2 separate regions of the Mus musculus genome follow, and region 1 is linked to region 2. A link is a loop called in an ENCODE intact Hi-C map of the cell type or tissue named here. Cell type or tissue: left cerebral cortex. All regions are shown on one strand. Links, peaks and the distances in the headings refer to the core of each region. The heading gives the core; the rest is flanking DNA. Region 1 holds the start of Gm40648 (a long non-coding RNA gene). Region 2 has its middle 67 kb from the start of Gm40653.

What was found. Hi-C counts contacts between places; a loop is a spot of excess contacts. Peaks named below come from ENCODE experiments on the same cell type or tissue, not always from the same donor. Only the 100,000 strongest peaks of a DNase experiment are listed, where the experiment ranks them.
Region 1: it touches region 2 in a loop (4-fold over the local background); 2 of 42 quality-filtered maps call a loop at or near these places.

Annotation. Positions count from the first base shown.
Region 1 is chr13:3,213,542-3,229,998 of GRCm38, reverse strand. It overlaps Gm40648 (a long non-coding RNA gene), which reads left to right and starts at 13,311. Exons shown (of 3, transcript XR_873096.1): 1 at 13,311-14,569; 2 at 15,451-15,571. In left cerebral cortex, for the core only: no CTCF peak of the experiment used is centred there; DNase peaks (open chromatin) are centred at 8,224 and 9,090.
Region 2 is chr13:3,336,142-3,352,598 of GRCm38, reverse strand. No RefSeq gene overlaps it. Among named protein-coding and RNA genes, the nearest start is that of Gm40653, 67 kb to the right of the region's middle. In left cerebral cortex, for the core only: no CTCF peak of the experiment used is centred there; a DNase peak (open chromatin) is centred at 8,808.

The DNA.
Region 1 (16,457 bases), core at 5,228-13,227, 120 kb after region 2:
TGTAAGCTGAATAAACCCTTTCCTCCCCAACTTGCTTCTTGGGCATGATGTTTGTGCAGGAATAGAAACCCTGACTAAGACATACCACAAACACCCCCTTAGTACATACCTTTAATCTTAAACAAAAATATCTAATTGAGGGGAAAAGTGTTGATTCAGAGAAACATTTGACAGAATCTTTATCCAAGATAGGATATATCCAACTGTCATAAGAACAGACAGGAAAGAGAGGCTAATTAGGAGCAGGGCCAGGAGAAAGAGGTAGTTCAGCTTGGTGCAGTTCAGCTGAATGCAGCTGAGCCCAGTTCAGTCAGAGCATTTCAGTTTTTCTGTCAGAAGAGTTTTTTTCCAAGCAGAGCAATTCAGTCAGAAATCAAGAGAAACTGGATTGAATCAGTCAGCTTGGAGAGGAGTTTGAGCCAGAACAGCTGAGTTGAACCATCCAGCCAGAGTTCAGAAAGAACTAGAAAGGGTGAGTTTATTCAGCAGTATGTCTCGGAAGCTAGAATATTTTAGGCCTAGTTTTGCAGATAGAGGCTGGAAGCTGAAGCCTTCAAGGTCCAGGTTTGCAGAGGATTAGGTTGTATGGAAGGTAGAAACTTCCAGACCTAAGCCTAGGGATAGTTAGACAGAAATGCTCTGTATTCAGCCCAAACTATGTGTTCATAAAGCTTGAGTACAGCTCTCATCTCATCCCTTCCTCTGAGGAAATAAAACCAATATCTACAAGTCAGATGACAACTTTAGGAGTCATTGTCACTTTCCATCTCACCTTACTGAGGTAAGGTCTGTCTTCTTGTGTCTGATGCATTGTTTGTGAGGCAAATTCCAGACTAACTGGCCAACAAGCTTACAGATAGTTCTATCTCTGCCTCCTGTCTTTCCATGGGAATTATGGAGTCGCAAAAACATGCCATTTCAGCTGGCTTTTTACTTGGGTTCTGGAACAAGGGATGGGATTGGATTGAATGTGGATTGTTAATTCTGTGCAATAAGTGCTTTTACTTGGTAAGCCATACCCCAAGCCTTATTTCAGACATGGTGTCACACATCTGCACTTATTGCCTGAAAACAGCCCTTTGCATAGTTAGTTGGACATGCCATGCAGTAAATATTTTTGAGTGTAGGCGGCAGTTTTAAGGATTAGTATATTTCATTTAACTAACTTTAGTTCTATAAATTACTTAACTTCAACATTAATTTTGCTGTGTTTACCAGATACTGACTGATATATATATATATTGTGGAAAAATTCAACTTGCCATTTTGAAATTACTTCTAAGATTATATTATTTGCCACTGAGAATTATTCTAAAAAAAAAAAACTCTTTCATTTTAACTAGTGTTGATTCTTCAGGGTCCAAAAAGAAATATTAATTCAGCACCTGCTCCATTAGCTAGATGTCACACCCTAAAACTGTGTGACTGTAAAGGGGCTGGCCTCACACAATAACCATTCCTTAACCCTCAATACATCATCAAGATCCATTGCACTCAATTTTATTTTGGTCACATTTATTACTATTCATAAAGATATTTCAGGCCCTTTTCCTTCCAGGGGCCAAGAGAATATATGTTCAATTTTTTTAATAGATCAAAAATCTAGTGAATATTATAATCACCTTATACCTCTCTTGGGTTCCTTTTCAGTCTACATTGCATTATAAAATTTTAGTACTCTTATTTTTTTCCAACTTGCAATTTCAGTATGCTAAGATTGACTTTTTTAGTTTGGAGCTAAGATGAAAGGATGGATTATGGAGAGACTACCTCACCCGGGGATCCATCCCATAATCAGCCACTAAATGCAGACACTATTGCATATGCCAGCAAGATTTTGCTGAAAGGACCCTGATATAGCTGTCTCTTGTGAGGCTATGACAGTGCCTGGCAAATACAGAAGTGGATGCTCACAGTCATCTATAGGATGGAACACAGGGCCCCCAATGGAGGAGTTAGAGAAAGTACCCAAGGAGCTGAAGGGGTCTGCAACCCTATAGGTAGAACAACTATATGAAATAACCAGTACCCCCAGAGCTTGTGACTCTAGCTGCATATGTAGCAGAAGATGGCCTAGTCGACCATCATTGGGAAGAGAGGCCCCTAGGTCTTGCAAACTTTATGCGCCACAGTACAGGGGAACACCAGGGCTAAGAAGTGGGAGTGAGTGGGTAAGGGAGCATGGCAGGGGGAGGGTATAGGGGACTTTCGGGATAGCATTTGAAATGTAAATGAAGAAAACATCGAATAAAAAATTGAAAAAAAAAAGACTTTTTTATTATTCATTTCCAACAATGCTAAAAAAAAAAGATGAAAATAAGGCAATATAATCATGATAGACTCATCTGGAAGAAGAAAACTAAGAAAGCATTCTGTTGCTTCTGTTGCGTCACCTTTGGTTTTGTTTCCATATTTCCCAAAGTATTTCATTAACTAAAAACAGGAAATGAAGTGCTGGAGAGATGGCTGCTCTTCCAGAAGACCCAGGTTCAGTTCCCTGCATCCACATGACAGATCACAACCCCCTAGAGTTTAACTCTAGGTAATCATATGTATATGTTATATGACACCCTTTCCTCTGACCTCCCTAGGCTTCAGTCAGACATGTGGTACACAGTCATCTGTTCAGACAAAAGCCCCTACACATAAAATACAGCAACAGCTGTAAAAATAAATGAAAACAGGGAACAAAAGAAGTTCGGAGACATTGTCTTTTTAAAGCTTTTGTTTAGCATAGGGATTTAAAGTTTGCCATTTTGTGTGCATTGTAGCAAAGAAAAGGCCACTGCTGGAGGAAAACAGTCTTGTAGGAGCAGTGCAAGAGGGCACAGCAGCTCTGGAGGCACCAGTGATGCTGACATGGTTGGTAAGAGACGCTCAACCTCAGGCGTGACTCCTTAAAAAAGGTATTGTGGATGAAACCAGTCCCACAAAGAGGCCCTTCACACCTAAGAATGAAAAGAACATGTGCCTCACCACTTGATTAGCAGCCATTCAATAGAAAAGGCATCACCAAGTAACATTTTTGATGTGATCCTAAATCTTCCTGTTCTTGCCCAAAGGATGTTGAGTACATTGTCCATTGCCTTAAATTTTATTCGGTAGTTTTTAGAGAAAATAAATGTTGAAGACAAGTGTGTTTACACAGGAAATAGAAAGATAAGCAGCATGGAAATAAAAACAATTGGAAGCTCTTTATGTACTTAACATTTGAGGGTCAGAGGACCACACCAATCAGAATGGCTAAGATCAAAAACTCAAGTGACAGCAGATGCTAGCAAGGATATGGAGAAAGAGGAACACTCCCCACTTGCTGATGGGACTACAAACTAGTATAACCACTTTGGAAATCAATCAGGTTCCCCGGAAAATTGGAAATAGTTCTACCTAAAGACCCAGCTATATCTCTCCTGGGCATATTCTCAAACGATACTCTGCCATACCACAAGGACTTGTGCATAGCAGCCTTATTTATGATAGCTAGAAACTGGAAGCAACCTAGATGTCTCTCAACTGATGAATGGATACAGAAAATGCAGTTAATTTACACAGTGGAATACTATTCAGCTATTAAAAAATAAGGACATCATGAATTTTACAGGCAAATGGACAGAACTAGAAAATATCATCCTGAGTGAGGTATCTCAGATCCAAAAGGACATGCATGGAATGTACTCCCTGATCAGTGGGTATTAGCCCAGAAGTACATGATACAATACCCATGATATACCCCACAGACCATAAGAAGTTTAACAAGAAGGAAGGCCCAAGTGAGGATGCTTCAATCTCACCTTGAAGGAATAACAAAATTTTTACAGGAGGCAGAGGGAGGGAGAGACCTGGGTAGGAGAGGTGAGGAAAGAGGAAAGGGGGGGGGCAGACTGAGGTTGGGGGGAGACAGAGGAGAAGCCCAGAGGGTCAGAATAATGGACAGAAATAGATCCTGTAGGAGATGGGGGCTAGGGGAAACCTCTAGAAAGTCCTAGACACGGGGGATATAAGAGGCTCCCAGAACTCAGTGGGGGTGACCTCAACTGAAATGCCAAACAGTGGGGAGATGGAACCGAAAGAGACCACTTCCAGTAGATAGACAGGGCCCCCAGTGCAGGAAGGGGCTACCTACCAACTTTTAAAATATTTGATCCAGAATTGTTCCTGTCTTAAAGAACTGCAGGAACCAAAATGGAGCAGAGACTGAAGGAAAGGCCATCCAATGACCGGTCCAACTTGGAATCCATCTTATGGATGGGCACCAAACCCTGATACAATTACTGATGCTATGGTGTGCTTGTAGACAGGAGCCTAGCATGGCTGCCCTCTGAGAGGCTCTACCAGCAGCTGACTGAGACAGATGCAGATACTTACAGCCAACCATTGGACTGAGGTCTGGGACCCCTATGGAAGAGATAGGGGAAAGATTGAAGGAGATGAATGGGATTGCAACCCTATAGGAAGACCAATGTTCTCAACTAACCAGGACGCCCGGGAGCTCCCAGAGCCCAAGCCACCAACTAAAGCTCTGTTCTGAGGCCCCAGCACAGATGTAGCAGAAGACTGCCTTGTTGGGCTTCAGTGGGAGAGGGTGAATCTAAATCCTGGGGGCAACATTTAGGATGTAAATAATAAAATAAATAATTAAAAATTAATAAAATTTATTTATATATTTATGTTTGTTTGTTTAGTGTGTGTACATGTGTTCATAACTGCATGCCATGGTGCACATTTGAAGGTCCGAGGCCCAGTTGTGGAATCACATATTTTTCTACCACATGTGCTCTTGTGGGAAGCCACATGTGCCGTTGCAGGGTGGCGCTGGCTACCGCTGGCCACCATGCATACATAGGCAGTAAAGTTTTTCTTGTCAAGATGAGGTTTTGAGAATTAACCAATCAGATGAGAGACAAGTTAACCAATCAGATGAGAGACAAGTTAACCAATCAGATGAGAGACAAGTTAACCAATCAGATGTAGGCATGCAAATGAGGTGGTAAGTATAACCCATGCATAACCAATCCGGGTGTGAGACACGCCCCTCCTAGACCTATATAAGTAGCACCAGTTCTGGGCTTGGGGTCTCTTCGTCTCTGCAATCAAGCTCTCCCAATAAACGTGTGCAGAAGGATCCTGTTGCAGTGTCGTTCTTGCTGGCGAGTCGCGCATGCGCAAGATGCTCTGAGGAGAGAACTACTCTCAGGCTTCACAGGAAGTGCCTTTCCTAGTGAGCCATCTCTCCTTCCCATAGTCTTACATTTTAAAAACTGCTACTTTTAAGCTTTGTGGCTTGATCCCCCAAGGTATGTGTTGATGGACTGGCTCCTAGTGAACCAAAGCGGTTGTGAGTGTAGTGAGGCATTTCTCTACTAGTGATCCTTGGAGCTGTGCCCTTGATAGGGATATGGAGACCTCAGGTGTGCATCTTTCTTCCCAGTAACCAGAAGGTGAGCTGTACTGTGTTACATACGGATAGCCTGGGAAAAGATCGAGACTCAAATTTCAAAATGTGTTTTCTTCTGATTATGTATTTCTTGTGCACCATCATAAAGCTGAAAAAGTGTAAACATGTAAAAAGTCAGGAGTGTGTGTTCATGTGAATGCATGTGTCTGTGCATGTATGCTTGTATGTGTATGTTCATGTGTGCATATGTGCATGTATATGCATGCGTGTGTATGTACATGTGTGTGTGCATGTGTGAGTGTATGTGTGTGTGTGTGTGTGTGTGTGTGTGTGTGTGTGTGCGCGCGCATACATAGTGTAAGACTAGAAGGATTCTTCTGAGATCTGTGATTATTCCTAGGGAGCAGGGATGGCAGCGATGCTGATTTTTTAAAATTTCCAACATTTCATATCTCTTTATGTGTTTTTACAAGAAGGTAATAAACATACCTGTAATTTTGTTTGTTTGTTTGTTTTGTTTTGTTTTTGTTTTTGTTTTTGTTTTTGTTTTTTTAGACAAGGTTTCTCTGTATAGCCCTGGCTGTCCTGGAACTCACTTTGTAGACCAGGCTGGCCTTGAACTCAGAAATCTACCTGCCTCTGCCTCCCAAGTGCTGGGATTAAAGGCGTGCACCACCACGCCAGGCAACACACCTGTATTTAAACCATTTTTGTAGGTAGAGCATATCTGCTCCGGGTTTTATTTTATAAGCTGGTGTCTACCTTTCATGTCTCCAGAACTGCCATGCATGTTATACTGAGTTTGCAATACATAAAATTTTATTTTAGGGCCAAATGTGTTTCTAGACTCTTGGCATGCAATTATCATTTTCTGTTTAAAGCGCAGCAAGATAAAAAAATTAATTTTTTTTATTATGATCTAAGTTTTTGGTAGTGATGGTCTCACACTGTGTACTCTTTTCTGGGAAAAAAAGAACAAATTTCTACCCACACTAGATAGAACCCTGAAGATACACCAAAACCCAGTTTCACTCAAGGGCAGCATCATAAACCAATGGATTTTACTGGGGTTGGTTACAGAAGCAAGGTGACTCAATGGCCATTGCTTCATTGAAAAGTTTTCTTTTCTTTTCTTTCATTTTTTCTTTTATTAAATTAATTAATTTATTTTTTTACACTCTATATTTTATCCCCCCCATCCACCCTCTTATGGCTTCACATCTCACACTTCCTCCCCACCCCCTGTCTCCACGTGGACTTTCCCACCCCCACCCCACCTGACTTCTAGACTCCCTGAGGCCTCTAGTCTCTTGAGGGTTAGGTGCATCATCTCTGAATGAACACAGACCTGACAGTCCTCTGCTGTATGTCTGCTGGGTACCCCATATCAGCTGGTGTATGCTGTCTGTTTGGAGATCCAGTGTTTGAGAGATCTCCAGGGTCCAGATTAATTAAGACTGCTGGTCCTCCTACAGGATTGCCCTTCTCAGCTTCTTTCAGTCTTCCCTAATTCAACAACAGGGGTCAGCTGCTTCTGTCCATTGGTTTGGTCAAATATCTGCATCTGACTCTTTTAGCTGCAAGCTTGCTTTTCAATGCATCCCTGGATACATCTCCCTGCCTTTGTTGACGTCCAGCCCACTGTCCATCTGTGTATGTCCAACTCCCCTTGACCCCTCCAAAGCAGATTTTACTGCTTATATAACTTTGGGACTGGTGGGGCATAGCCTTTTTAAAAAAAAAATTATGACTTTCCTGAGCCTTGTACGTTTCTTATATTATCTGGGCCTTGTATATTTCTTTTATTGCATTTTATGAATTTCACTTACTTCCTCCATGTAAGAGGTAATGTTTTAATTTGAAGAGATAGTTTCATAACCAAGAGAGATGCACTGATGGGCTGGGAAACCTTTGGACCAACCATTTCAACAAGGAGAAGAACAAAACAAAACCCGGAGAGTATCTACATTGGCCAAATAAAACAGAGTAATAAAATTGATTAGCCACCAACGTCATGATATCATATCTTATCAACTGAATGATTTAAAACTGTCTCAAAGATTCTCAAACCATGAAACCTGAAAGGCTTTTCCTGTATCTGTTGTGTGTAGGTCTAAGTGCCTATACTGGGCCTTCCCAGGCCCAGTCTTACTGCAGACAACCTGGTTATAGGAAAAAACAAAGTTGAATTTCAAATTAATTTGTCTAGACATCCAAATACCAGAATACAGCAAGGATAGATACAATAAAATTGCACACATCCAGAAAGATTCTCGTCTTGCGCGCGCGTGTGCATGTGTGTGTGTGTGTGTTTTCATTTCTACGTGATAGCACTTGATTGACTCTTTGCAAGAAACACTGAATTAATTTCCCGGGCTTCCGAGGTCCACACAGTCAGCCACATACTAAAACAATCATTCTAGGTGGAGACTTTGGTCTGTTAGCCTTACAAAGACGGCATCCGGGAAACGAGATAGTTCCCAGAAGAGTGATCAGCTCTCAAGTGTTGAGGGCATCTACTTTTGTTCCCCAGCTGCTGCCACCCACCATCTCACTTGAGAGGCCCAGCAAGAGTTTGTCCCCAGGCAGGCCAAACAGAGGTGCGGAACGTAAAACACATTCCAGCGATTGGCATCTGGGCGAGCAGCTGCCTAGCACAGTCAGCGTGTGGTCCCGGGGACCAAGGAGCAGAGCCCACACCAGCACCGCCCTCGGAGAGCTGGTTGCATGCAGGCTTGGCTCTGCAGGCTCCATCTGGTCTCCCCACACCCTGCCACCCCGCCCGGAGCATCAGTCTCAAAAGTTTGGGAAGTGTGTCCAGGGGGTTGGCATCCTTTTGTGGGGCAAGTGCGTGGTGTGCAGCTTTGGCACTCGGGATCTCGGGAGAGGGGGTGGCGCGGTGGGAAGAGTACTTCACATACAGCGGTGACTATGACTCAGGGAGAAGGGAAACCCCAGAATTACCACAAAGCCATCCAAGTCCAGGCTTGGCCTCACCAGTCAGCTAAGAGCGATTCTGTTTCATTCTGGTTTCAGGGTGGGTGTTTGTGTCTGTGTATACGTATGCGTATTTCTGAGAATGAATTCTTCTCCCGGTTTTCTTCTTTGTAAATAGATTGGGGGTTGGGGGCAGGGAGCTCGTAATGCCTATTAGAACTTCAAGAGATTGGTTTTCACAGGACAGCGCTTCAGAAAGGAGTCCAAGAAATTATCTGGTAGCCAGCCGCTTCTCAGCGACATTTTCTGTGGATTCACTTTAACATTTCAGTCCTTTTGAAAGCTACTATGGTTAAATTAACCAAAATCTAAAAAAAAAAAAAAATTCCTAGATTCTTCCAGGCCTACATCACATCATCAAATCAGGTCCCGCTGGAGGTCCCATTAAAATGGCAGCTCCCACTGAGAGAGAGACAAAAGCCCCTCACTGAATGGGGATGCTGGAACAGTGATGGACTCTCAGAACAGCTTCTTTTTTTTTTTTTTTTTTTTTAATCCATAAAAAAAAAAGTTACCTCTGCATCGACTGTGAGAGAGTATTTATTTAGCTCTCCACACTGTGGGAAATGGAGGCTGTCTCCCTTATAAGGACACCAGCCTTTCTTGGGAGAGGAGAGAAATAGGAAGCTGTAACATGGCTGAACAAATTCCTCCTTGCAACAGAAATCGTGGGATGTTTCAGATGTGAACAGCTAAATTTTGGTGTGGTCTGGGACAAATTAATATGACTCAAATCCCACCTCACACGGGAGGCTGCTTCTAAGGAAGTGGGTGGGATGAACGATTCATGTTCCTCAAAGTTCTGGCCAATGCTGTCTCCATTAAATTTAAATGTGGCTCCCTCTTCCCCTCTCTCCACAAGAAAGTGATTTAAAAAGAAATGGGGACACTGTGAACAAACTAAAAATATATGCAAAGAGCTTAGCTATGTGCTAAGAAGGCTCAACACATGACTCTGTGATATCCTAGGCTACATGAATGGTGTTTTTTTGTTTGTTTGTTTCTTTTGTTTTGTTTTATGTGACAAACTAAAATCTCCTAGGATAATCACCTGACCTTTGATCTAAATACCTAATAAAAAAATGGAAAAAAAAAAAAAAGAAAGTATTGTCTGATGTTCCAGATGATGGCCTGCACTGCCATCTTAATCTACGAACAAGCCCGGCCCAGGGGGGATGCTTAGTTTGTAGCAGGGAAGGTCAATTACATTCTCATTAAATTGAACACGGATGGCATCCTGTGGAGGATTAAAGGTCTTGGCTGTTATGAAATTGCCTAATTATCACTACTACATTCGGAAGCAGAAGCTACTGTCAACGTTGGAAACATACTTGTGATTTAAGAAGCACGTGCATGCTGCTCTGAAGGCCCTAGTGGGAAAGATGACTTTCCAGTAATCAATACTAGAAATAAGTTTTTGTTGGCCTTAAAACACAACCTATGATTATTCTTCTGCTGACTTAACGTCCATAACCGTAGTGGGTGGTAACCATTAAAACGCTATTACCTTCCTTCAGCCACTGTTCATCTGGAGACGTCCCTCCCTTCCCCCAAAACAAACAAACAAACAAACAAACAAACAAACCAACCAACCAACCAACCCAAAAAGCAAGTTGTTAGGCACTTTGAGGTAGGTGTCCCTTTTGAGAGGCCAAAGGATACCCAACCACTTTGGGAGGAACCCAGGACCCAGGTTCATTTCCCCCCTGACTGCAGACCACTGTATGATGCTGTTATCTCCAGAGTCTGTACTGCCTTGGCAGTCGGTCTCATGACATTCTAATCTATTTTACTGATGTAAAGCTTTTAAAAGTTGATTTAAAACTTTATTTATTCAGTTGCACATGCATGGCTTAAATACCACCAAATGCATCCTGAAGTTGGACATGAGACATAACATCCCTGAGCAGGAAATCTTTTGAATGAGTGCATTTTCTCCCCCTGCGGGTGTCTCCTTCTCGGCCATTGTCTGTCTTCTTTTCATGCCTGTAAGGTGGTGGCCATGACTGTGCAGTTATAAAGGTCAGTGGCCCAGCAGAGAGGTCAGGCCCTGCAGAAGGCGTGCTGATGAAGCGTTACAATGCACACTGAATATGTTAACTCTCTACTTCACTCCCAGGGCAGGCTACAGTTGTTTCCTGTGTGGTATGGCATTTACCCAGAACTCTAAGGTATGGACCACTCCAGCCAGGCGTCTTCTAACCACAGCCTACAGCGTCAACACCTCTAGCTCCCCATACCACTGAATTCTTCATTTGATTAGTTCAGTCCTTACCAAAATGAAAGAAAATGTTTTTCTCTCATTTTCATAAATGACATGGGAGGGTTTGGGGGATTATTTATCATGTAGACAGCAAACCACACCATCCCAGCTGGCTTAGTTTGTAAAGTACTTGTTGGGCCAGCATGAGAACTTGAGTTTGAGTCCCAGAACCCATCTAAGAATGTGAGGGATGGAACAATGAGCCTGTAATCCCAGTGTTGGGAGGCAGAGACAAGCACATCCCTGTGGTTTACTTGCCAGCCAGCCTAGGCTAATCAGCTATCAAAGAACAGTAAAAGATGCCCTCTGAAGTAACAAAAGAAACAAACAAACAAAGCAACGTGGCTGGCACCTGAGGAAGAACACTTGAGGCAGACCTCTTGCCTCCATCGATATACCCATGTACACATAGGCATCCTTACAAAGGAAAATACGTATGAGACTTGGTTCCTACCTCACCCGATATCAGTATACAAAGACTAATCAGATGATTCTGGACTTGATGGTAGAGAAGAGAGAGGAGAGAGGGGCCAGCAGGCAAGGCTGGCACAATCGCAATCCTAATCTTGAAAGTACACTGTAGTCCTGGGTACAAGGAACTGCCTGGTCCAGGCCCTTACTTCAGCACCCTGCCTCCCTTAATGTTTGTTAATATTCATTTTTAAAGACAGAGTAGTAGATTCCAGAATGTCCCCTGTTAACTCTTTTCAGTACTCTCTTTTCTTCAAGATTCTATCTTTGAACTTCAAGGTTGGATCTATTCATATATATGTATATATATATATATATATGTATGTGTATATGTATATAAAGCATAGCCATCTTTAGGACAACTGAATTAAAACTGGAAAAAAGAAAGAAAACAAACAGACTTGAACACTGAAGCAACCTCAAACATCTCTTTATTTTGATGATATATTTTTGTAAAGAAAATAAATAATCATATGATCAGGAATGTATATAACTAAATGAAATAAAAAAATAACAGTATGCATTTTAAAAGAATTATAAATTTACAGTGCTTGGAATGGGGCTAAGGAAAGTGCTAAAATATATAAAAAAAGGAAATAATGTAGATTGTACCATTGTAAATGTTCACAAGTAGTTATGCTTTAAATGAACAGGATTATTATGGATGAGTGTTAATAAGGTCAGAGCCTGGCCTTCCGGTCTTTGCCCTGTGAGTATGGAAAGATAAATGGCAACCATAGGTCACTAGGCAACGGACCCCCAAAACTCGTGAATTTGATGCAAAATGACCATCCAGAGACTGTTCCACCTGGCGATTCATCCCATAAACAACCACAAAACCCAGACACTATTGTAGATACCAACAAGTTTTTGCTGACAGGAGTCTGATATAGCTGTCTCCTGAGAGGCTCTGACAGTGCCTGACAAATACAGAACTGCATGCACACAGTCATCCATTGGATACAGCACAGGGTCCTCAATGAAGGAGCTAGAGAAAGTACCCAAGGAGCTGAAGGGGTTTGCAGCCCGATAGGAGGAACAACAATATGAACTAACCAGTACCCCCAGGACTCTCTGGGACTAAGCCACCAATCAAAGAAAACACATGGTGGGACTTGTGTCTCTAGCTGCATACGTAGTAGCAGAGGATGGCCTAGTCGGCCATCAATGGGAGGAGAGGCCCTTGGTCTTGGGAAGGTTCTATACCCCAGTATAGGGGGATGCCAGGGCCAGGAGGCAGGAGTGGGTGGGTTGGAGAGCAGGGGTAGGGAGGAGGGGATAGGGGATTTTCAGAGGGGAAACTAGGAAAGGGGACAATATTTGAAATATAAATAAAGAAAATATCTAGTAAAAAAAAAAGTAGGCTTTGTTTTTCAGCTTCCTCTGCAGTTCCATGTGAAGACTGGTAAATCAGTTTTTACTTATATTATAATAAAACATAATTTGGATGGATATCTTGAAAAAATATATGTATCAGTTTTTGAGATTAGAATTATTCCATTTTCCCTTTCCTTACTCCAAACCCTGCTATGTATGCCCCTTGTTCTTTTTAGAATTAATGGATTGTTTTCCTTAGTTGGACACTCACAGGCACGTGCACACATGCACATAAGCCCAGGCACGTGCACATTCTCACATCTCTGTGCATCAGGCCTTTAATGAGAGCTTCTTTCTCTGACAGCTCTGGAATTATTGGTTTACTTGAGATTGCTTGCTCCTCTCTGACTGGGAGTCTCAGATGCACACCCCAGGATGCCAGCGTGGTACAGTCCAAATCTGCAGATGGCCTTCATCCTCACTGCAAGCCTGTCCTAAAGGAAATGGGATTATGCTTCACCAGCGGGATTTGGAATAGGAGCAACTTCCTGACTGATGGTTTCCTCCCATAGAATCTTTAAAATTAGAGTCGCTTCCCATTTTTCAATCTTTCTTCCTTTCTTTCTTTCTTTCTTTCTTTCTTTCTTTCTTTCTTTCTTTCTTTCTTTCTTTCTTCCTTCCTTCCTTCCTTCCTTCCTTCCTTCCTTCCTTCTTTCTTTCTTTCTTTCTTTCTTTCTTCCTTCCCTCCATCTCTCCCCCTCCCTCCCTCCCTCTCCCCCTCCCTCTTTCTTTCTTTCTTTCTTTCTTTCTTTCTTTCTTTCTTTCTTTCTTTCTTTCTTTCTTTCTTTCTTTCTTGGAATAAAAATACACAGGATAGATTTTTTTCAAGACGCTTTCTCCCCATGAATGTATATGCTCGTGTTGTTAAGAGGAGGCAGCTTATTACACATTTAAATTTCAAATTAGAGACAACTTAGAATACTTCAATTATTTTCCGTAACAATTTAGCAGACAGCAAATGTCTTGTTCTTATCTCTTAAAGGACCCAAAAGTGCTTTAGCAAACTAAAGAAATAACAAGAAATATGTTTATGGAACAATAGATTATTGTCAATAAGTAATATTATTTTCTCATTAGCAGCTATTTGAGAGAAACCCTGAAGGACCCCAAACTGAATTTGAAAAGCAAGTCTTTACAGTGCTTACTGAAGATTGACACTCTATGATGCTGACAAATGAAGAGAAATATCAAGTATTACTGCCATCTAGTGACCACTTTGGGTCACTGCCACCATTTGAGGCAGCACTGAACCTCACTCAGCTCTCACCTCCAAGCTCTGTGAACGGTTAAGTTGCCCAGGAAGGGTTGAGAATCAGTTCACTCTTCCTGTTTTAAAAGCCAATCAGAGGTTACCAACGAGAGCCAATGAGAGACTATCAAACAGATGCTGGTGTTTAAGACCTTTCACTTTTCGTTTCCTAATTGAATTTCATCTTGGTGACAGAATGTGATTGGAGTGGTAAATCTCTTGAGAGCTTATTGAGACTTCCTTTGGGAAGTAAACGTGTGGTATGTTTTTGTCACAGTTCTGTGAGCACTTGATGAACATACTATCTTTCTTTTTTCTACTTGTGTGCTTGTTTAAATTTCCATCTTACACAGCAAGTTTAAGTATTAATTGGGTTGCTCCACTTTTTCATAAGCTACGTTTATTCCTGACATCATTTTCTTCTGACCCAGATGATATAGACTTGTCCTCTCTAATTTTGATTCATCTCTTCTTATTGCACCGACATTTTTTGCCCCTGTATTTAAAGTGATCGGCCCTGCCCTCAGGCCTTGTTTATCCACTACTAATTTCCCTACTATCGATTGTTTCAGGAAGGAATTTGTCTGGCCTCTGTCTCTCTGTTTCTATCTAACTTGCATGTGGGTGCACACACAAGTGAAGGCAGAGTCCATGTTGGGCTCCCTCCATTACTCCCATTTTTGCTTTTGACACGGGATCTCTCTGTAGGAGCTGAAGCTTGCCATTTTGACTAGACTGGCTGGCCAGGGAGCCCTTGGCATCCACTGTGTCTCTTCCCCCTGGGAACTGGGAATCAGTCATCATCACGGATGCAATGGTAAGCCCATGCCTGCTTTAAAAACTATCCTGCATTCTCTTGTCAGAAACTATATCTCAATAGTTTTGTTGCTTCCTCTTTGGTATTTAGCAAACAGAATATTTAGCGTTGTGTTACCGTTGGGTTTGACGTTCCTGTTGTCATATGCACCTCAGGTGGATCGTTCTTAGTTCCACATAGTATTCCACTCGTGTGTGTGTGTGTGTGTGTGTTTGTATTTTAAAGAACTTATTTTTTCTTATTTGTCCCTGTGTGCATTTGCCGCATGTGAGCACCTGTAACATGGAGTTCAGAGGAGGGTGTCAGGCTCCTCAGAGCTGGACTTAGTTGTGAGCCAGCCATGTGGGTGCTGGGAACTGAACTCAGGTCCTCTGGAAGAACAGCAAACATTCTTAACTGATAAGCCATTTCTTCAGGCAGGTCCACATATTATGACTTTTGAGTATGTGAAGTCTACTCATTCTCTTGTCAAGAGATACTTACTTCTTACTTCAAGCGAGGTTGGACACTACTCATCCGTTCCTTGGTGTACTCTCAAGTGAGAACTTCCCAAGAAAATTTCATTGATCTTCCCTAACATCATCTTGGAAGATAGGACATACACAAACACTGACAATTATAATATCTCAAAGTTTCAGTTTGAATTTGAAGTGGCAAGTTATGTCCCTTTTCTCTTATAAATATTATCATTTTAAGATGCAATCACTCAAATATCAAGGCAGGGTGATGAGGGCTCCCACTAACTGGAAGAAACATGAAGACACACCTTCAGGGGAGTCTGAAATATTACATTCTTCCCTTTTCCCCTTAGACTCACGTTTCTGCACTTTGATCCTAATTCTTTTAAGCAATAATTGTATGTGTGTTTATTTGTGTGGCAGGAGGCCATGGGCATGCCACAACACTGCGAGGAGGTCAGAGAACCTTCAGGAGCCGCTTCTCACTTTCTAGCATGTGGATCCTAGGTGTCCAGCTCTGGTACCAGACATGCTGACAAGCACGGTAACTTGCTGAACATCCCTCACACCTTCTTAATGAATTATATTTTAACACTTGAAAATAGTTCCTCAGTCTCGTTATAGTTCTATAACAAAGTCAAGAGTAGAGGGGGTTCCTGGAAAAATTGATACTGCTTAGCAGGAGCTTAGAAATTAGCAGTGGTTATGAAGAGACCAGAACCACTGAGATGAAATCTGTGGCGTGTGTTCTGAGAGCATAGAAAAACTGTTCCAGAAAGTGAAGGATATACATCTAGTGCAACTGGACTAAGTAATGTGCAAGAATCACCCAGTGGTACAGGTTTTGAAAATATGAAGGGGACATGGAGGGCAGCTGAGGCTTGGCAGTGTGAGAGGTATGGGAAGGCCATTGGTGAAGGTAAAGCCTCAGTTGCAGCAGATGTCCCAGCACTAAAGGGGTCATGCTAATATGTTTAAGCTTGACACAATGAAGAGAGCCTTTGAGAAGATATTAGTGAAGCTATATTGCAACAGAATATTCAAGCTTATTAGTGATGTCAGCTTATTATGGGATGACCCAGCTTATTATGGGATGACCCATAATGGCTATCATGAACAGTCCCAGTGGAGTGGAGACAACCATGCAAAGGTGAGGAAGTGACCTATGCTCGTGGAGCAGCCCAAACCATCACATGTGGATTCCAGACATTGGAACAAGGAGTTATAAGGTTGAAGTTGCCTTGGTATGATGGCTTTCCTGGTTGTCAACTTGACGATTTTGGGAATGAATTAAAAGCCAGAAAGAGAGGGGACACCTGTGAACTAGAGCAAGAGGATGGGGAGAACACAGACCTCTTATTCGGATCTTGGTGTGGAGATACTGAAGCAGATTGGCCATGAAAAGCTTAGGTTCAGGCAAGGTATACATG
Region 2 (16,457 bases), core at 4,250-12,249:
TATATTAGACCATGTTACTAATTTCACCATAGTTTTTTTTTCCTTTTTAAAATTATTTCTGTTGCAATATGAAGCAAAGTTAAAGGAATAAAAGTTGCTCTAGAAAACTGCAGGTTTTTACTACAGATGCATTGTAGTAATTTTTTAAAATAATAAAATGGGGTAATGATGTGCCTTTAAACTTTACTTATAAAACACATTTTGTGTTTGAGCGCATCTTCTAAAATAAAACCCAGTTTCTGAGCAAATTTTATTTATGGTTTCAGACATGTCATATACACAAAGCAAATTATTAGATTTTATACTTACAAAAGCATCACCACCAATCACTAGGCTCTTAGCCGAAGATACAAGTGAGAGCCTCCCTCATTTTGATGACTGTTCACACTTAGCAATGCTTTTTAAAACAATTTATTTGCTGGTAATTAATATGCTGATCTTATCTAAAAATAATAGTCAATAAATAGCTGCATGAACAAGCACATGGTGTCATGCATTCATTTAATTAAATATTTTATTCAAAAATAGTAAGTGGCAAATAGCTTATAACATAAGTGTTTATTATTCTATACTATGTAGTATAGAAAACAACTGTTACCAAGCAGATGAGCAATGTTATCCCGAGCTTTTGTCCCCACCGGCAAGAACACGCTCAGGACAACCGGAATCTTCTGCGGCAAAAGCTTTATTGCTTACTTCTTCAGGAGCAAGAGAGAGAAATGGCAAAACCCCGTCCCTTTTAAGGAGAATTATTCTCCGTCTAGGATGTGTCGCTCCCTGATTGGCTGCAGCCCATTGGCCGAGTTGTCGTCACGGGGAAGGCAGAGCACATGGAGTGGAGAACTACCCTGGCACATGCGCAGATTATTTGTTTACTACTTAGAACACAGGATGTCAGCGCCATCTTGTAATGGCGAATGTGAGGGCGGCTCCCCACATCTCCTCCTTTTATTTAGGAGCAATAGGCCACCCATTCTAATGAGAGTGGAGATAGAGGTCAAATCCCCAGTGTGCAGGTAAAGGAGCCGTACACAAAACCTCCTCCCAGGCTCATCACCCAGAGGGGTCCTGGTCTGGTCCTGTGTTGTTTTTCCTGGGGGAAGGACACTTGAACACTCAACCTTCTTGAAAGATGACATGTCTCCCTAGAATAGGCTCATACATGCCGCAGAGCCCTTCTACTGCAGTGCTTAGCCGTGCAACTCTCTCGAGCTGCTGAAGCACACTCACTCTATCCCGTGCAATGAGACTAGCCTCGTGGGGTTCAAGAGCTGAATGGCCAGCGACCTATTGCTTAAGCATAGATAACCATATATCAGGGGAAGCACCATGTTCTAGTGCTGCAAGCGCCTGGGCAATAACCACCATGTCTCTCCTAGTTTGGGCCTTAAGCTTACAGACCAACCAGAGAAGCAACACTAATCCACAGCAAAGTGTAGCTCCAAATAATCCCACCCCCACCCATTCTTTAAAGAAGAAAAATGCTGAGGAGATCCAATTGGGTAATCCTTTGGTCAGGGACAGGTCCAAGCGCGTGGAGTTGACCTGAATGATGGCAAGTCTCAATTCCCGAAGGGTCTGTTCAAATTCAGCCGTCCAATTCTGTAACATATACTGAGAAAGACTTTTTGACAAATTAGCTGCCCTAGTAAATTTCTCATACTGAATGGAAGTAATGCACAATCCCGGAAACTTTTGTTCACATGCCAGCTGAGCTATTTGCCATAATACATCTAGTTGTTCCTGGACAAGATCTATGCGTTGATTAACCAGCATGAGACCTCCCTGTATCTTGACGTTAGCTGAGGCCTGTTTATCTATGGCTGTGGTCACCGAGGCTGACAATGTGTTAATGGTGTCAGTCATCTGGACATGTCCAGACAGAGCCAAGGCCGAGGCCATAAGGGAGGCGGAAACGGCCACTGTAGCAACAATGCTAACAATAATGGCCGATATCCCAAAATCCCTTTTTTTTTGTCTGAACAAGGCCAAACCCAGTTCCTTGTTAGTGGTAAAAAAAGCGGGGGAATACTTGAGCATTATACATCACCGGCATTGGGAGTGGAAATGTCGACATTATCCCCCAACACTGCTCTCTCTTTGTTATTGTCGCCCTGGACATCACCAAGACGAGGGACATCAGTATTCCCTTGGTCAGTCTGGATTTTTCGGGTGAGTCTTTCTGGTATCCAAAATGGGTTGTCTTCATTCTGTGGAAAAACACAAACAGCTCCCCTGGATCTTATCAAAATAGGATCCGGTCCTTTCCATTTGCTACATAAAACATCTTTCCATTTAACCATCTCATTGGGCCTATCTGGCTCTGAACAATGACGTTCAGCCGCAGTATGGCCATGAGCATCAAGATTTAAAAAATTGAGTGTAAAGAGTGCCATAGACACAGACACTCTTGGTACTCAGGGTAGAGCCTCCTCGTCTCCCCTTTTATGTTTTATTAGATAGGATTTGAGGGTGCGATGCGCACGCTCAACAATACCCTGTCCTTGAGGGTTGTATGGAAGTCCAGTCAGGTGGGTCACGTCCATCTGACGGCAGAACTGCTGGAATTTTTGAGATGTATAAGCTGGTCCATTATCAGTCTTAAGGAGTGTGGGTTTCCCCCAAGCACTCCATGCCTCAAGGCAATGTTGAATCACATGTGAGGCTTTTTCTCTGGTTAAAGGAGAGGCAAACATGATACCAGAGCAGGTGTCAATAGAGACATGTAAATATTAATTTCTCCCAAAGAAGGAAATATGCGTGACATCCATTTGCCAGACCTGTAATGGCCTGATGCCACGGGGGTTTACCCCTACATGAGGAGTAGATAAAATTTGACAACAATCTAAAGGCATTATTAAGTAATCAGAATCATTTCCAGTAGAACCAATCCCTCTGGCAGCTCGAGGAATACCAGAGGAAGGAAAACAGCCTTGTAGGCTTGGCAAAATTATTAGTTGAGCTATTCTGTCCCCTTGTGATATAGAAAAGACAACGTGAGGACAAGAACAGAGAACCTGAAGTTCCCCTTTATAATCCTGATCTACAACTCCAGGGTGGACAATAAGACCTTGTAGGCTGCAAGAGCCTGCCTCTGTCTCCCAAGTGCTGGGATTAATGGCGTGTGCCACCACTGCTCAGCTCCTTCAAAAACCGGAAATGCCTATTGCATTTTCCTTTGTTCCTCTCTGGGAATGAACGAGTCTGCGCATTGCCTCTCTGTCCATTGCCTCTGCACAGGGCTGATGCATAGGCTGATGTGCAGGGGGCTCTGCATAGGGTGGAGGTGCACTATGACCTTGAAGCCCACTGCCCGGAGGCTGAGCAGCACACTGGCCTTCGCCAGCCGCTTTTGGCTTTTTCCTTGACTGATTAGCTAGCATTTTATCTGGCTGGTACTTTTCTCTCTCATAACAAGCTGCTTCCTCCTCCAAGTCTGTTTCTTCAGAGAAGCTAAATTTTTCATCTGATTCAGAGCTACTCGGGTATAGGCTCCTTCTCCTAGAAACCTCCACTGATTGATCTTTTTTCTTTTGTTTTTTCTCCTCTTTCCTTCTAATCTCTCCCCAGGTATTCTTCCCTGACCTTAACTTTTCCTCGGGTTCAAGACCCGTGGAAAGGCCTGTATACTTAATTGGTGCACCATGTTTCCTCTTTGCTCCTACTCTCTCTCCCCGCTTTACTTCTGATAGACTGTCTTGAATTTCGTTCAGAATTCTCCACCCTGCCTTAACCACTTGATAACATGTGAAAAGGAACAAAAGGCTCCTAACACTGGAGAAAGTTCAAGGCCAGACATACCTTGTAAAGCTGTAACGTGACCCACAGTTCTGGTTCCTTGCACCGGTGTGATGGTATAAAGTTCCCGGGTTTCTCGGCACCACTTATTGCCCAAGCTTTTGTGTTCGCCGGTAAGAACACGCTCAGGACAACCGGAATCTTCTGCGGCAAAAGCTTTATTGCTTACTTCTTCAGGAGCAAGAGAGAAAATGGCAAAACCCCGTCCCTTTTAGGGAGAATTATTCTCCGTCTAGGACGTGTCGCTCCCTGATTGGCTACAGCCCATCGGCCGAGTTGTCGTCACAGGGAAGGCAGAACACATGGAGTGGAGAACTACCCTGGCACATGCGCAGATTATTTGTTTACTACTTAGAACACAGGATGTCAGCGCCATCTTGTAATGGCGAATGTGAGGGCGGCTCCCCACACAATGTCATGGTTTAGATTGCAAGATCACTTGGGCAATGTCAAAAACAATTCCCCAAACCAATGAAGCTGACTGTACCAGATTTTTACCTCTCTCAGTGTCTTTTTTTCTTCTGCTACAACTTATGTTTTATGTTAATTTAGCACTGTGTACTTTCCCTGGTTATGATTCACATTAAGTACCAGCTGGTTAAAAATTCAGACCCAAAGAAGAGTTACAAGGGATTGCATTAAAATAATAAACTAGGGGTTGGGGATTTAACTCAACGGTAGAGTGCTTGCCTAGCAAGTGCAAGGCCCTGGGTTCGGTCCTCAGCTCTGGAAAAAAAAAAAACAAAAACAAAAACAAAAGAACACAAAAAAGTAATAATAAACTATAAGGTTTTTTTTTTTTTTTTTTTTTTTTTTTTTTATGGATAACTTCCTCTGTGGGCAGCAGGCTATCATAACAAAATTTGTGCAAAGTTTACAAACTGAACCAAAGTTCGACTCCTTTGTTGAATGTCCTTCACATGAAAACACAGCATTCAAGACCATGTTTCCTCTTTGCTCCTATTCTCTCTCCCCGCTTTACTTCTGATAGACTGTCTTGAATTTCGTTCAGAATTCTCCACCCTGCCTTAACCACTTGATAACATGTGAAAAGGAACAAAAGGCTCCTAACACTGGACCCAGGGTTTTTATACTTATACTGCCTGTCATATTCCACAGTTGCAAATCAAATCATCTTTGTGAATTTTTTAGAATTCATGAATTTATCTCTAAACTGGGAGTTTAGTGTTACATAAAGGATATGTGTCATGTGGGAGGAATTTTATGTCAAATTGTGTAACTTTTTGTTTTCCCTTGACTAAAATGAAAACTTAGGAAGTTCTAATGTACAATTTTAAACTTGTTAAAGAAATTAGTAATTAAAAAAAAAATAGAAGTAACATACTGTGTAATTGTAAGCAAACCCTGGTTTATGACAGGTTTCAGAGCTGTAAACTATCTTTTCAGAAACTTGGAAATGTGGTCTTTTGATTCATTTCACAATTATTTTAATTGAAGCTCCATATAAATGTATTTCTGTCTATAAAATTCACCTATTTGCTATTTAGATAACAGCATTTCTAGTTTAACATCTTTGGAATGGATCACTTTACTTTTTAAGCCAATTCTTATACATGTGTGAAGGTTATCTATTTTTGTTAAATTATTACCAGGAAGAACTTACTTTTTATTAGAAACAATATAATACAACACAGCACATTTCAATGCATTCTTCTTCCTGCTTAGGACGTTTCCAAAGTATTTTAAGTTCTTCCTTCAAATGTAAAATTGAAAGTTTACTAAATATTTTTGGAAGAATCATTTCTTTTTTCAAATTTTTAAACTGAGAAATTCTGAATTTGAAATAATTTTAAAATCCAAGCTATTAACTTGAATTATTTTTTTCTACATTAACATTCAGTTGATGTAGAAATTACTTGGATTTTTTTTTTCTCTTTTTAGTGTAACACTTGATCCAATGCATTGCATTTGAGCAGTTTAACTTGGAAAGGTTGGAAAGGTTTTTATATTTGCCAGGAAGAGGGGAAAACATAAGTAGTTTATGAATTTAAGGAAGAAACTCCAGACATTGTTCTCTTTGGGAATGTTCTGTTTTCATGGTTCTACAACTCTGTAATTATCTTTATGCAGCGTGTCAGCACTATACTCAATTTGTATAATTGTTTCTTCTAATTTTAATGTTTTTGATAGGCACCAATATCACCCCTTTCCTTTCTGTGTATGTCCCTATAATATTGTTGGCATATTGTTATTATGTGCTCCAGACATGTTCCTGAGATCCTTTCACCACCCATATTAGACATCTAGGCTATCTGAAAGATAATTATAAAAATACCCTTAGAAGACACGCCGATCACACTGAAAATGCATACATGTCATTTTCTGTTTACACTGACAGTTTTCACCAACTTAATTATCTGAAATTCGACTGAAAAAAATGTGGCCTAACGATTGTGTCTCTCTAGATGTTTTTGGTTGAGCTAAAAGGTGTGTAGCTCTGATGTAGCATCTTCAGATGCAGCAGAGAAGGTCCAGCCTAGCAGATACAGTATGATGAAGTGGCATCTGGGAAGTAGGAAGAGAAACAAAGAAGCTGCCCAGGAAGAAAGGTCTGTGAATGGCTTGGCAGCAGGGGCAAAGGAAGGAGGCACATGCTGAGGTTGTGGGGCCAAGAGATACAGCCCTGGTGCTCTAGGTATGGTGTATCCAGCAACCCCATTCTTTCAAAGTGAATAGAATTCTGTGCCTCTTCTATTCTGCAATTAAATCCGCCTTATTAAATAAGACTGCATAGAGTGCAGATCCATATTCATGCGACTTATTTTGTATTGTCTTATTTGGTTTTTTTCCTGGAAATAATATAGAATAAAATTTGTTGCAAAACTGTCAGAATGCCAGTCAGTCAGAACACAATAAGCAGTTGGTGGTGCAAAGATTTTAACACAGATAGAGGAGAGGATCTGGTTTTAAAGGATCAGGCTTTAATTATTTGTTTTTAATTATTTGACATTAAGTGTGGCAAATGAGTCAACCATCACAAATAAAACGTGATAAATAGCAGTAGCATACCCAGAACCAGCCCACTGAGGGCTGGAGATCTCAGGTGAGCACAGGGAGTTTTCAAGGCATTGTGAAGCATACCTACCTTCAGGGGATTTGACATATCTGCAAACTGTTAGAAATGCTGCTCAGAGACCCCTTTCAGAATGTGTGGAGGAAGGAGCTGTCTGTGCCTCTGTCTTCTTGTTTTCAACCCCATCAGCCATGTGCCTGCTCTGAGGTCTTTCTCAGATGAGCAAGGATATAAACTTGTTCAAACTTCTTCATGGGGTTGTAGCCCAGTTCCCAGCTTCAGTGCCTGGCAAGGAATTTATATAATTTTGCCTACTGGAAAAGTAGCTTTGTATCTTCTATTCTCTCTTCTTCAGGACAGCTTCTGTTTTCTTAGGGAAATATATGAGAAGAAAAAAAAATAAATTTAATACCACGGAGGGCTCTAAGAAAGTCTAAGGAGCATTACGTTGATTTCAGGACCTCAGAAGCCCATCTTTTCTGCCTGAGGTCCCTTTCCTTTTTTAGCCCTCTTCCCTGAGCCATCCTTTCAAAGCTTAGCTCCTCCTGAAAATCTTTGACATTCCCTCACTTAGACAATACCTTTTTGATCAACCCCCTTGAAGACATTTGCTTTCTATGACACTAAAAACTTGATGCTCTGTGGTTTACCACATAGAGCCCTAGAGCATGCACCTTGTCTTGACAAGCCTCTACCTCCCGCTTTTGTCTTGGCCATGGTAGGTGTCCAGTGGATGCAGCCATGTGCAGCCATGGTCCCTGTGAGCTTGTTACCAGATCAAGCAGGCACAAAACAGGCTGGAATAGTTACAACATATCTACAGTGACATTTGAAACATCAGGAACCAACATCGTACATTCTTACACAGAAAAAAGAACCAGGTTTCCCTGCTACCTGCAGGTGATATTAATAAGTTTTATGGGTATTAGTCACTGAAACATTCTTGTCTAAAAGGTAATGGTTTTAGATAAATCTCTCCGTTCTCTGGCCCTCAAAATTGCAACCAAACTATTATTTTTTAAAAAGCTAATATTAAACCCCAAAGTAAATCAGCTACTATACAGCTCAGAACCTGTAAATACTGCTGATTTTATTTGCCAATAATGTGACTATAGAGAATCCAAAAATCTAGACTTTTTGACTTTAAAATCAGTAACCATCTGTTTTTATTCCTAAATCTTTCTTCTTCTGTAATAGTTACTGTACCCGCTAGGGACCAGTCATTTAACCTTGCTGGTCTCCAGCTGACTTTGCTAATCATTCGGGAAAATTAAAATGAAAATAGTTGGGAGAGAGGAAACAAACATTTTTGAAAAGAATGTACAGAGGTGTGATGTAGGTCACTGTCTGGGTACCAGAAGACCTGAAACTAAATCTGGAATTGACCGTAATTCAATCTGGAGTTGACTACACGTATGTCACCCAGCCTTCGGATCCTTGTTAGTAGGAGAGGAGAGGAAGAAGGATTTCTTTAGTTAATGTAGCTTGAAAGTACTGTGGTCCTCTCCAGCATGTTAACACATGACATGCTGTCATTCCACATCCAGTTTTTAGAAATTCTCTAAAGACCAGTAACACCAGAGGATGAAGCTCCAGTGTCAGCAACAGAGAGAGGTACCTGAGTTTCAAATGATAATTATATTTTGTCCCCATTAACTTAACTGCCTGGATTGTAAAGACAAAACAGAAATCAAGACTTCTAGAAAAAGATTGGGGCACTAGTATTTCACTGGTGATGTAGGAGGAAGAGGTGACCTTTAATTATTTGTCTAAAGCTAAGTGTGATAAATGAACCAGTCATTGCTATTAACACTTGATAAAAGGCAGCAATGCACTCAGAAACAGGGCCTGGAGGGTTAGAGCTCTCGGATGAGCATAGGGATTTTGCAAGGCACCATGAAGCACAACCTTGGGGGACAGGACATCTGCAGGCTATTTAAAGCATTGTGGCAGTCAGTCTGCAGAGAGTCTGAGAGGTGGTGGGAGAGTTGTGAATCTGACAAGCTTCTGCCATCTGTAATACCAGGGGCTGTAGAAAATGCTGCTCAGAAGCTGCTTGCAGAATGTGTAGAGGAAGAAGCTATGCCTCCATCCGTGCCCGTAGTCCTGTTCTCCGGTCCATCATCGGGCCATGTATCTGCTCTAAGGTTGTTTGTAGAGGAGAAGGGAAGGGAAACAAAGGACTTTAGAACTGATCGGGGAAGACCGGGAGTCTAATTCCATCTTGCAACCTCTCAGACCCCCCAGTTTCCTTCAGCCATTAAGGTAAACATACTCGACCTGACATAGTAAGCTGGTCTGAGTATCAGGGAAGTACCTGCTGTGTACATTTTGAGTTTATCAAAGAGTTGATATGTCTTAGTATAAATCAATATCCCGGTCACAAATTCTGTTACTGGTCTTTTTTTTTTTCCTTCTAGGGTCAGCTAACCATTTCATAGGAAATTATATTTTTTAGCTAGGCTGGAGCATCTGTTCACTGCAGGAGGAGCACCCCAGAACAGAAAACATCTCAATTAACTTAGGCCTTGACAGAACTCCCACTGTGTCTGGGCATGTGAGGATGGAGAAGAGACTTTTGTCTTCTTGTTCGGATTTCTGCCCAGGACTGCTCCATCTCTTTAGCCTCCTCCTCTTCTTCTTACTCCTGTGTGGTACCAAGCTTGCTTTTCTGACTACATTGATGTGGCCTGACCTTTTATCTAGATGTATTTTCTGAAATTTGTCCTAAAACCACTCCAATGTACTGCCTCCATGAAGGGCTTCTCCATAGGCACCACATCACCTCCCATTTTTCTTGTTTGAAATTAAAATGTCTCAGTTTATTATTGTGTGAGTCTCTTTCCTAAACTTTTTCATATCTTCTTGGCCCAACCAAAAACACTCTATTACTTATTCCATACTCTCTCCTCAAAATGTTTTCGGGGATGGGGTGGGGGGTGGGAGCATTGGCTAGTCCATTCCTGGTATTTTTCCCATTCCTTGGATTCTGTCTTTGATGCTGGATTAGGGTTTCTATTACTGTGATGAAATATCGTGATGTAAAAGCAAGTTGAGAGGAAAGAGTTTATTTGGCTTGCGCTTTCACTGTTCATCACTGAAGGAAGTCAGGATAGGAACTCAAACAGGGCTGGAACCTGAAGGCAGGAACTGATGCAGAGGCCATGGAGCAGTGCTGCTCATTGGCTTGCTCCTCATGGCTTGATCAGGCTGCTTTCCTATAGAACACAGGACCATCAGATCAGGGATGGCACCACCCACCATGGGCTGGACCCTCCCCATCAATTACTAGTTAAGAAAATGACTTACAGCTGGATCTTACAGAGGCATTTTTCTCAATGGAGCCTCCCTGTTCAGATAACTCTAGCTTGTGTCAAGTCATGAGTAGCCAGTACAGATGCCCAATGGTTCTTCATCAGCACTCTTTTCTTCACAGCACTCTTTCCCTGTCCGTGGGTACCAGGTACCTTTACTGAATAGTTCCTAGACTTCTGTTCTCAACTGAGAGGTGCTATAGAACTTACAGAACTGTACACATCAGATTATCCAAAATGGCAGGTTCTTTGTATACAAGTCCTGGAGACTTCAACATTTATGGTTAAGTTTTAGCCTAGAATCAGTGAAGAGCATGTAGATTTACTGGGAGATTTAATGTCATATGAAACATAGATGCTCTCAGATAATTTTCTCCTCAGAAGTGAGCTACCCTTCTGGGCCACATCTTTCTTTCCTGTCCTAGATTGCATGCTGTGGCAGGTATCTGAAAGGCTGTGTTTTGTTGGTCCAACCCTATCATCTCCCACTTCTGAGTTGAACTCCAGTGGCCTTCCTCACAAGGAGCATGAGAGAATGGCAAAGGAATGTTCAGGAAGCTGACTCAGTTTGACTCACATAACTTCACACTAGGTAAGAAGGCGCCCTGAAACCCAGAGAACAGAGCTCAAACCTGACCATGGCGCCAAAGCCATGACTGATTTCAGATTTGGGAGAGAGAGAAGTTGATCCTTGGAGCAGTGGTCACAGATGGGATGTCCAACACCATTGTCAGTCTGTCTCTGTGTTTCTGCACTTGCAGTGTGGCTCTCAGTTCTTTGCCCCACAGTCTTCCTACCTTAGCTGCCGTGGCATGTGACCTACATTACTCCTCTTCCAGATGTTCCTTTGTCATGCATGGCCAGCTTGTCCTCTTTGCCACACCCAACATGGAGATGCCTTGTAAAACTCAACCATCAGTAGTGGAATTATCCTGCAAACTCTTTTTCTTCCACAGAAAGACTCTCCCCTTTGTTAGTCACATATTAATAAGAATGGCTTTCCATTATCCTGATGGAATCATCACTTCCGCCCTCACCCAGTGCTGTTTTCGTTCTCCTTTCCTTACCTGTTCTTATTTTTCCACCTGCTGACTCGTAACTCTTTTGAAGGAGTGTCTGCCTCTTCTCCCTCTGTTAACCTTCACTTCTGGCTTTTCTGTTCAACTTCCAGCTAGTCATAAGCACTTGCCTGGTTCTGGTTGTTTTGGGACCACCGTTAGAAACAACTCTCTTTGGCTAATCCAGCACTGTTGCTTGATCGATCATTCCGACCAGGTGTTGGAGGATGATGCCCCCCCCCAAATGATCTCTCTTCACTCTCAGACTAGGGTTAGAACTCACCTAGGACCTCAGGCTTGCTGGGTCAGAATTCTACCACCAAGCTACAGCCCCACCCCTTTCTTAACCTTTTTTAGCTCTCCCTCTGCCCCATCTACTGTTTGACACTGAAGTTGTATGAGTCTGAAACTGAGTTTTGTATTTTGGAGCCACCTTACTTATGAGGTCCTCACACTTTGTCACAAGAGTAGCTTTTGAGAGCAGTTCAGAACCCGAAGGGAGTACTCCTGTCTATGGGGAGTTGGTTCTCTCTCCAGCTTTCTAGAAAATTCTTTAATACTCTCTCTCCTCATTTCAAGTCTCCAGTTCCTGCCTCCCTCTTGATTACCACAATGCTCTTTTCTTTTGAGTTCATTGAGAAAATAGAAGAGACAGTTGCAGTAGCTCATGTCTCCGATCCCAGCATTTTGAGTCAAAGGACAGGCTAAGGGTCCTAATTTGCCTTTTGTTGTTATAATAAAACATTGAATGAAGAAAACTTGGGGAACAAAAGGTTTATTTTAGCTTACAAATTATAGTCTATCACCAAGGGAAGCCAAGGCAGGGACAGAGTAGAGACCATGGAGGAATGCTGCTAACTGGCTTGTTTCATGACTCTTTCTCTACAGCCCAAGCCCACCTGCCAGGGGATGAAACTACCCACAGTGGGCTTGGCAGTCCCACATAAATCACAGTTGAGATTTCCCATGGACAGGCCCACACAGCAGTTTGATGGAAGTACCATTCCTCAGTTGAGGTTTCCTCTTCCCGGTGATCTAAGTTTATGTCAAATTGACAGGAAGTAATCAGCACAGGTGCATAGCAAGTTCCAAATCACCCGGGTTACAGAATGAGAGAGAGAGAAAAAAGGCAAAGTCCAATAAATTGTCCATTCACCATTCACTCTCATGTTCTCTCTCCCCCAAAATGCTCTGTCTTCTTTCCCTCACAACACCCCTATGCTGCCTCTTTAGTGACTCTTCCTCCTCTGACTTGTGTTAGCCTACTTGGTTCCTCTTCCCGTTCTTCTATTTCCCATGAATCCTCTGGTTCTGCAATTTTGAATATCATCTGCATGTTAGTACTCCAAAATGTATATCGCCATCTAAACAGTCAGGACCAAGAGATCACCTGATAGTTCTGCATAAATAATACCTAGCTCAAACCTCACAGACCCAAAGTAGTCCTGGTTCTCTCCCCAGTCTGCTTCGATTGCTTCTTTGTATCTTGTGAAGTTAAAAACTGCATTCTTGCTTACTTATTCCAAAACCTAGCAACCAAGTTTTCATCCTGGTTTTCTCTGAGCAAAGTTGAAGTCCTTTCTGCAATTAGCAGGGCCTTCCTTGATATAAATCTACTGCACCAGTCCTCCCATTCTTTCTGTCTCCCTTCATGTATTAATTGGATCCGCAGTAGCCATCTTGCTGCCTGTCAAACCTGCCTAGCACATCCTGCCTCTGAGCCTTTGCACCTGCTCGTGTTTCAGACTGAAATGCTCTTGACTTACACATCTGAATAGCCGTTTTCCTTCACTTTTCATCAAAAGACGGATGATGGAGAGCTGTGCCTGGTATTAGCTTGGCTCCTGAGTACCATTCTCAGCAGCTCATGTGCATGCACACATACAGGTGCATGTGTTCCTGTGTATACACACAGTCATGTGTCTACACCGTACACAACAGAGGGATGTTCTTTGGCCACTCTACATAAATTGCACCCATGCCAGTTTACTTAATTTTATATTTTACTTAGCACTTTTCATTATCTGACACATTACAGGCTTGCATGTGTATTTGTCTCATATCTGCCTCCACCTCCTTTCTTTAGAATGAACTCTGGCTCACAGGCCTTTGCTGTAAATACTCTTGTACCACCAAAACCAATTTCTGGCTCATTGCGGGCTCTAGATAAATATTTGTTAAGTAAATGAATAAATAAACACTCTTCCTGTTGAAAGTCTTTTAACTATCATTGACTGGGTGATAGTTGATTAATTATAAATAAATAAACCTCAGTACAATCCTCCTGTAGTTAAATATTGTGAGGAGCGGGTGTGGCAGCAGTCCCAAGATGGTGCCCCGGACTGCAGCTAAGTCTTATGACTTGCACCTGACTTCCTCATACACCTGAAAATAAGCCATGACCATCATGAGAGCTGCACAGGTGCACCATGATGCTGGCGGTTTAAACAAGTCCATATTTGGTGGAGAGATGCTCCTGCCGCCCTGATTGGCTGAAGCTGTGTGCCTGATGAGGTGATGTGGTCTGCTGTGAGTGGATGGGGACTGAGAGTATATAAGAGTGAGAGGCCCGGGGTTTGGGGGAGATAGATGAGGAAAGAGATAAACTTGAGAGAGATAAAGTTCGCCGGGCGTGGTGGTGCACGCCTTTAATCCCAGCACTCGGGAGGCAGAGGCAGGCGGATTTCTGAGTTCGAGGCCAGCCTGGTCTACAAAGTGAGCTCCAGGACAGCCAGGGCTATACAGAGAAACCCTGTCTCGAAAAACCAAAAAAAAAAAAAAAAAAAAAAAAAAGAGAGAGAGAGAGATAAAGTTGAAGCGAGAGAGATGAAGATGGAAGTTTGCTGAATAAACTGCTGTTAGAAGGACTGGTGGTCGTGTCGTTATTGCTGGTCGAGAGCAGATGCGACAAATGGTGGCCCGTACGGGGAACTGACTCCCCCACCAATGAGTTCAGAACTTTCAGCAGTCACTGTTTGCCGGCAGGGTAAGTTCATGGTTGTGAGGAGCCGCCCTTGCAATCGTCATTACAAGATGGCGCTGATATCCGGTGTTCTAACTGGTAAACAAAGAGTCTGCGTATGTGCTGGGGTATTTTTCTATTCCTTGTGCCCTGCCTGTCCTGGGGCGTCATCTGGGCTGATAGTGAGCAGCCAGTCAGGGTGAAATATGTCTCCAACCCCTCTTGTGGCCTATTTAAGGACCGAGTTTCCTGTATTCTGGGCCTCCTTCCCCAAAAGCTGATCATCTTTCTCTCGAGATGGATTAAAGCTATGCTGCAGAAGGATCTGAGTGTGTCCTGTGTGTGGGTGTCCTCGCTGGTGAGACTCCATATCACAGACACATCTGGTGCCGAAACCCGGGAACGGCACAACATCGCCGGCATTGAGGAGTTCCCTCGGAAACGGGGCAGATCCAGAAGTGTAGTGAAGGTAAGTTCGAAGAGTCATGGCTGACCGTGAGACAGCATGTCAGAAACCGAACGGAGCGAGAGATAAGGAGCTCATAAAAAAAAAAAAAAGACATGTCTAAGGAAAAAAGGACCTCCCTGGAAGTTAAAAGAAAAAAGGGGAGTGAAAAAGGAGAAAAGAGAAAAACAAAAGATAATATAAAATATAAAGATACAAAAGACAATATAAATTATAAAGATACAAAGGATAACATAAAATTAAGTCAATTTACCCTCCTCTCAAAGACTTTGACTAAAGAGGCAGCTTTCATTAAAGGCTTAGAGATAGCTCTCAGGGTCACTGTGCCTCCTCTCATTCACTGGCAGTATTCCCAGAAGAAGGATATAAGTAAGTTAGAGTCTGGACATGAGAGAGAGAAGATGAGTTTTAGAAAAGCAGTTGTCCCCTGTTTGGGATCTTTTAAAAAAAAAAGAGAAAGAAAATAAAAATAAGCTATTTCAGAGCGCTCCTGAAGAACAGAAGAAAAATGGGAGACGTCCTGTTTTCTCTCTGACTCCAATGGAGATTTTCTTAGCTCTGGTTAAAATATCTGTGTCCCTTTGAGACACCAAGTTCTATTCCCTGTCTGTCTATTGTCTGTTTTTGGTGCACCAATACAAATTGTCCATATGTCTGTCAATTAATGTTTGTAAAACAAATTGTCCATATGTCTGTCAATTCATGTTTGTTTTTGTTTTGTGGTTTGAATGGTTATTGTTCCGTGTTTCACGTTGAAAAATATAAATGGTTAAAACTTGTTTTAAAAGCAGTTTTAATTTACACAGTACAAGCTGATAAGTTAGCTGCACTGTGGCTGGGAGCCAAGTACAGCTGAAAAAGCTTGCTGAGAGCCGATTACAAACGGAGCTCTTAAAGGGGCAGGCAGCCTTTTGCTTGTAACAGAAAGTTAGCTTAAAATTGGGAACTCAAGGTTAGAGTCTTTCTAAACAACATGAACAAACGCAAGAAAACAAGTCTTTAAGGATACTTCAACATAGGGATAATCTTTGAGCCAAGACTCTGGCAGAGTGTTTAGATTGAAAAAAGTTTGCATTTGGGTTAAGGCTGAGCTCAGAGGGGAACAGCCTCAGCGCGGCTTGTGTGGCACTTCTTAGAGCCTTATTACAGACCTAGCCAGATGTTGTTCTAAATAAAATTTAAATTCAAAAGTTTATAAAAGGTCAATCAGGCTATAAAACTTATAAAGGCATTTCAAAATAACTTGCCTACTTCATATACAATTATTATAGATTTAAAAGTTTAATTTTTTCCATTTGTAAAGAGTTTACTTCTAGTGAACTGGTGACCATTAAAGGTTTTTGCCCTTAGGTATGGCTAACATAGCTTAACAATTTGTAAAAAAAATTTTTATTATCAGCTTCAATACAAGAAGCAAAAGGTTTAAATCTTTCAGTATATATTGTTTCCTAAGTGAAAAGTATTTTATTAGCTAATGTCTCTAAAGGGAAGTTTAAAAGTTCTGGGGAAGAGTTGTTGCTTCATAAGATTCAGAGACAACATCTTTTTTAATAATTAGGGTTTCAGTTATACTGGAAAATTGGTACAAATTTACTTCAAAATTTTATTTCCAAAAGCTTACAAGATATGTTAATTGGCTAAGACCTCACCTTAAACTCGCCACAGGAGAACCTAAGCCTTTGTTAGGTGCTATCAAGTGAGATTCCAATTAACTGGTGAAAACCAAAAAGGCTTTAACAGAAAGTAGAGGAAACTTCTGTAATCTATTACTATCAATTGTAATTGGTGGTAATCAAATATTAGTTATGTATGCTAGTTATTTTTA